Linked DNA regions of Homo sapiens: region 2 is linked to region 1. Evidence: read pairs that join two places in POLR2A ChIA-PET (ENCODE). Cell type or tissue: GM12878. All regions are shown on one strand. Each heading gives the region's core, and the rest is flanking DNA. Links, peaks and the distances in the headings are about the cores only. Region 1 has its middle 430 kb from the start of DMAC1. Region 2 has its middle 500 kb from the start of DMAC1.

Region 1 (2,923 bases), core at 243-2,742:
AGAACCACGGGATAAAAAAGAATTTCAGTGATCTTTAACTTGGTAGTATGGGTCCTTTTTACAATCTGGATCTTCAAGCCATATAAGAATAAAATGATGAAATTTTCTTTAGGAAAGAGGTGACTCTTCTTTAGGGTGTTTCCTTGAAAACATAATAGGTAGCCAGGCGAGGTGGCTCACGCCTCTAATCCCAGCACTTTGGGAGGCCGAGGCAGGCGGATCATGAGGTCAGGATATCGAGACCATCCTGGCTAACACGGTGAAACCCTGTCTCTACTAAAAGTACAAAAAATTAGCCGGGCGTGGTGGCGGACGCTTGTAGTCCCAGCCACTCGGGAGGCTGAGGCAGGAGAATGGCGTGAACCCAGGAGGCAGAGCTTGCAGTGAGCCCAGATCGTGCCATTGCACTCCAGCCTGGCGGGGACAGAGCAAAACTCCGTCTCAAAAAAAAAAAAAAAAAAAAAAAAAAGAGGCTCAATAAGAAGCCCGACCTTTTGATTTTATAGTGTAAGATGATAGATGATGGGCTTTCTGATTGAGAGCTGTAAATACATACCTTCTAAGTAACTTCCTCTCAAGGTACACAGGAGACAATTACAAGGTGCATCTATTTATCTCTCAAGGAGATAAGACAATTTTTCATTGTACCTTCTTTCACACCGCTGCCTAAATTTTGGTGAAATTTGATTAAGCCTTTGTAGTCATTTCTGTCCTATCTTACGTGTGTGCAAATCTGATAATGCCTGTTCTTTAATAGTAATGCCTATTCTTTTTTCTATGTTGGTGTAAAGGAGTCTTCTGTTGGCAGGATTGTTTCATTTTCCCAACTGCCTATAGAAGCTTTTTAAGTATAGCTAAGCCTGAGTACTTCTTTAGAAAAGAGATATTTGAGTGCAGAATGATTAATATTACAGGCATTCAAATGATGATAGAGTTGGAAATCCATCCGGGTACCAGTGACTGCTGGTGGTGCTTACATTTTGGCAGGAGTGGAGATGATGTAGGATTTGTCTGGGATCTAAAGAGAGCCAATGCCTTAGAAAGTTGAGGTCAGTTATTTTTGGTGCATAGCAGGCACTCAGTAAGCATCTGTTGAGTGACTGGTAGGTTTGAAGTAGTTTGCTAGAAGTCTGTTTTTATGAAGTACTGAGGACCCTCAGGAAAAGGGCACTGGTATGAGGAGCTTGGTTCAGTTGTAACTAAGTCTTGGTAGTCAGAGAGAAGGGACATCCTGGTACCATGTGCAGGCTGCCACTCACATCTATCTCTTGGGTATTTGTTCCTGGTTCTATGAAGATAAAGGGATGTAGGTTAAACATGGCAGAGCTATTCCACTGAAAACATTGGAAAGCTGAAGGGCAGAAGCGATACTGCTTTCTAGCTCCTCTGAGAGGGTCTAGCTCACATAGCAGAGGGCTGAGTGGCATCTTTTCCCCATCACTATGGACCAAGATTTGGCACCATGAGGGTTTGGGTTCAGTAGAAATAGAGGTGCCTGGTAGGAATGGACTGGTTTGCGAGCACATATAAAGTTCCTTGGGATTGCTGGAAACATATGAGAAAATAGGGGTTATTTCATGAGGGACTATGGTTGTATATTAGCATGTGAAGGCAGGAGTCTATGCCACTTCAGTTTTTATTGTCACTAACTGTTATGATACTCTCAGGTAAATAAGGCCTAGGTGAATTTATGTTTTAAAAGTAAATATTAGGCCAGGTGCGGTGGCTCATGCCTGTAATTCCAGCACTTTGGGAGGCTGAGTCGGGTGGATCACTGAGGTCAGGAGTTTGAGACCAGCCTGACCAACATAGTGAGACCCTGTCTCTACTAAAAATACAAAAATTTAGCCAGGTGTGGTGGTGCGTGCCTGCGGTCCCAGCTGCTCGGGAGGCTGAGTCGGGTGGATCACTGAGGTCAGGAGTTTGAGACCAGCCTGGCCAACATAGTGAAACCCTGTCTCTACTAAAAATACAAAAATTTAGCTGGGTGTGGTGGTGCGTGCCTGCGGTCCCAGCTGCTCAGGAGGCTGAGGCATGAGAATCACTTGAACTCCGGAGGCGCAGGCTGCAGTGAGTCGATGTTGCACCACTACACTTCAGCCTGGGTGACAGAGTAAAACTCTGTCTCAAAAAAAAAGTAAATATACTTCTGTTATATTAAAAAATTTTAGCACTTGAACCCAGATTCCCGCGTATCTGTTATGAGCAGTAATAACATGGTAAAAATTCAGGTTTCCTCAATTCCAAGCCGGACATCAGCACAATAGAGCAGTCTGCCTAGTACCAGTGAGAACTAATATTCCAGGTCCTTCAATCCCACTTCTGGGTATTTACCCAGAACATTTTAAATCAGTATATCACAGTGATATCCGCACGCCCATATTCATGACAGCACTCTTCAAGTTATGGAATCAACATTAAATATTTATCAACAGATGAATAAAGATGTGTTATGTATACACAATGGAATACCATTCAGACTTAACAAAAGGAAATTCTTTCATTTATGACAACATGGATGAACCTAGATGACATTATACTAAGTGAAAGAAGCCAGGCACAGAAAGAGAAATACTGTATGTTCTCAGTTACATGTGGAATGTAAAACAATCACACTCATAGAAGCAGACAGTAGCATGATGGTTACCGAGGTTGGGGGTTAGGGGGAGTGGGGAGATGGTGGTCAAAGGGTACAAAATCTCAGCTGGACAGGAGGAATAATTGTTTTTTTTTTTTTTTGCCATCTATTGCATGGTGTGGTTAATATAGTTATTATTAGTTTATTGTACATTTCAAAATTGCTAAGAGACTAAATTTCAAATGTTTTCAGTATGAAAAATAAGTATTTGTGGTGATGGATATGTTAACTAGCTTAATTTAATTATTCCACATTGTAATCATAAATCATATTATCACTTTGTAG
Region 2 (2,923 bases), core at 169-2,668, 69 kb before region 1:
TATGCATTCTGTAGGGGATCAAAAGACAGCAAACCTCCTTGGTCAATCACTGTGTATAACACCCATCTCCCTAATATTCAATCAATCTGAATGAGTGCTGTCCCAGACCGAGGTAGCCTCTCTGATTTAGCAGCTTTTAAAACTGGCTACCATAACATCCTATAGGATGTTGTTCATCCAGTATCACAGGGTCCAAGAAATCTATCCTCAGTCATTTTACTTAGAGGCAACTTACATGAAATCCACCCGAGTGAGCCATGTGGTGGAATGTGAGAATGGTCCCAACTCCAACTCAGAGAAATCTCGCTGTAAGGAATGTTCAGGAAGAAATGTAGAGATTGAATCCAAAGATTAATTAAAAGATCTCGGCCGGGTTTGGTGGCTCATGCCTGTAATCCCAGCACTTTGGGAGGCCTAGGTGGGTGGATCACGAGGTCAAGAGATCAAGACCATCCTGGCCAACATGGTGAAACCCCGTCTCTACTAAAAATACAAAAAAAAAAAAAAAAAAAAAAAAAGCTGGGCATGGTGGCGCGCGCCTGTAGTCCCAGCTACTTGGGAGGCTGAGGCAGGAGAATCACTTGAACCCGAGAGGACGAGGTTGCAGTGAGCTGAGACTGTGCCACTGTACTCCAGCCTGGTGACAGAAGGAGACTCTATCTCAAAACCAAAACAAAAACAAAACAAAAAAGATCTCATTTATTTGTAGTGTCTGTGCTATAGGATTTATGTTTCCTGAATTATGGCGCCAGTAAAAATACTCCATCCCTCTTGGCAAAGTGCAGAGAACAAATAATTTTACACAAACCTCAGAAGCCACACTGCACAAAGGAACAGGTGACCAGAGGACACTTGCTTCTGGCAATCCCTCAGACAAATTTGTAAAACAAGTAACAGTTGATTCAACAACCACAGGCTTTGGTCTTGTTTCAAACCCTTCTTCTCTGGAACTGGCCTTTTGCCTGAAGCCAGCTTTGGACCTATCCTGTACTATCCTGTCTCTACTTTCCTCTTCTGGATGAAGGAGAACATCCATTTGTTGTTCAGATAAAAAGTACTCTTGTGAGAATGAAACTAATAATGCTTCAGTGACTTTCAGAGGCTTCCTGGTTCCCACTGTATCAATTTAAACTCCTTTGTCAAGATTTCAGGATCCTCCAGTATTGTCAAACACATCTTGTTTTTCCCAGGAGTGCATGCTAAGCCTTTATTCCTTTTGTTCATCTCATCTAAAATTGCCTTCCTGCTTCTCATGTTCTGGCTGACATTTAAGGCTCCGTTTAAGTTCTATTTCCTCTGTGAAGATTTCATTGTTTCTTTTAGCTATTCTGAGGACATTTACTCAGTACCCACACAATGAAGCCACTACCCTGCCTTGTTCACTCTCACTTCTGGTGTGTAACTCATATCTCCCAGCTAGTGGTAAACCACCGCTTGACACTTCACTTTCCATGCCCAGAACTTATCTACTGCTGAGGTTACTGGGGGCTCTTTCTACAGAGAGAGGAAGAAGTTTCTGACATCGAAACTACCTCAAATGGAATGAGGTCATTTAGGATGTAATGAGTTCCTTGTCAGTGGAAGGTATCAGCTAGAGGTCACTGGAAGGGGCCTTCCCTAATGCATAGATCTTAGTTGATTTTTTATACACATTTGATGAATGAATGAATACAGGCTGTTGGGAAAGAGATTCAGATATTCAGTTGGCATGTGACAAAATTCTCAACACCAAGTTTCTATTATTCTATAAAATGGTTGCTCATTAAAGAAAAGCATTTGTCACATTCATAAAAGTCTTTTCTCATTTGGAAACAATTTCACATTTGTTACCTCACTTGATTTTAGCAAACTTGTGAGAGGTGTGAACGTTCACCATTATCTAAGTGTTACACATGAGGAAAGTGATGGAAACATAACAAGGATGTGTAGAAGGTGCATGAGGAGATGGGGGCACAACAATATCCAGGAAACAATGGTTGCCATGCTCTGGCCTTGGGCCATTTAGTGGTGGAGGGTTTGGGAGACAAGTCAGGGATAACAATGGAAAAATAAATCATAGTTAAACTTACTTATCGAGTTTGTGCTTGGATCCACTGGACTACCTATTAAACCAGGACACTATGCAGAAGCTGCTGGTTTCCTCTTCAACAAAGAAGTTAGAATTGCAATTTGGGTGAACATTTTTAACTGAGTCATAGCTGCTCTTTTATTACCTTGTGATAGGGTCCAAAAAACACTCAGAAAATTTGAAAATTCCAAACCGTGCGGCTTCAGGAAATGTATATGAAATTTATTTCTTGCTTTAGTGGAATGGTGGATATGAAGCCATCAGATAACAAGGAATGCCTTTTTTTTTTTTTTGAGACAGGGTTTTGCTCTGTAGCCTAGGCTGGAGTGCAATGATGCGATCTCAGCTCACTGCAACCTCCACCTCCTGGGTTCAAGTGATTCTTGTGCCTTAGCCTCCTGAGTTGCTGGGACAACAGGCATGTGTCACCATGTCTGGCTAATTTTTGTATTTTCAGTAGAGACGGGGTTTCACCATGTTGTCCAGGCTGGTCTTGAACTCCTGGTCCCAATTGATCTACCTGCCTCAGCCTCCCAAAGTGTTGGCATTACAGATGTGAACCATGGTGCCTGGCCAGGAATACCTATTTTAAGAGTAGAATGTGTTAAAGCGCTGAGGTAAATCATAGTAGTATTTTCCTAATGCTCTCTTGTAAACCTTGACAGTATAATATGAATTCAGCAACACAGTTATCAATCAGATACAATGTTCAAATCATTTTGCTGAACACCTGTCAAAAGCTTTGGTTATGCTCCCTGTTGAAGAGGACATCATGAAAAGACTTGGGCAGTATTGTAAGTGTGAAGTAGGAGAATGACAAATTGATCAGGGTGTATTATATGTGGCTATATTTGT

What was found. Peaks named below come from ENCODE experiments on the same cell type or tissue, not always from the same donor. Only the 100,000 strongest peaks of a DNase experiment are listed, where the experiment ranks them.
Region 2: POLR2A ChIA-PET joins it to region 1 with 8 read pairs; 3 of 35 experiments call an interaction of 5 or more read pairs at or near these places.

Annotation. Positions count from the first base shown.
Region 1 is chr9:7,365,349-7,368,271 of GRCh38, forward strand. No RefSeq gene overlaps it. Among named protein-coding and RNA genes, the nearest start is that of DMAC1, 430 kb to the right of the region's middle. In GM12878, for the core only: no CTCF peak of the experiment used is centred there; no DNase peak of the experiment used is centred there.
Region 2 is chr9:7,296,875-7,299,797 of GRCh38, forward strand. No RefSeq gene overlaps it. Among named protein-coding and RNA genes, the nearest start is that of DMAC1, 500 kb to the right of the region's middle. In GM12878, for the core only: no CTCF peak of the experiment used is centred there; a DNase peak (open chromatin) is centred at 1,437; H3K4me3 peaks cover 608 bases; H3K27ac peaks cover 725 bases.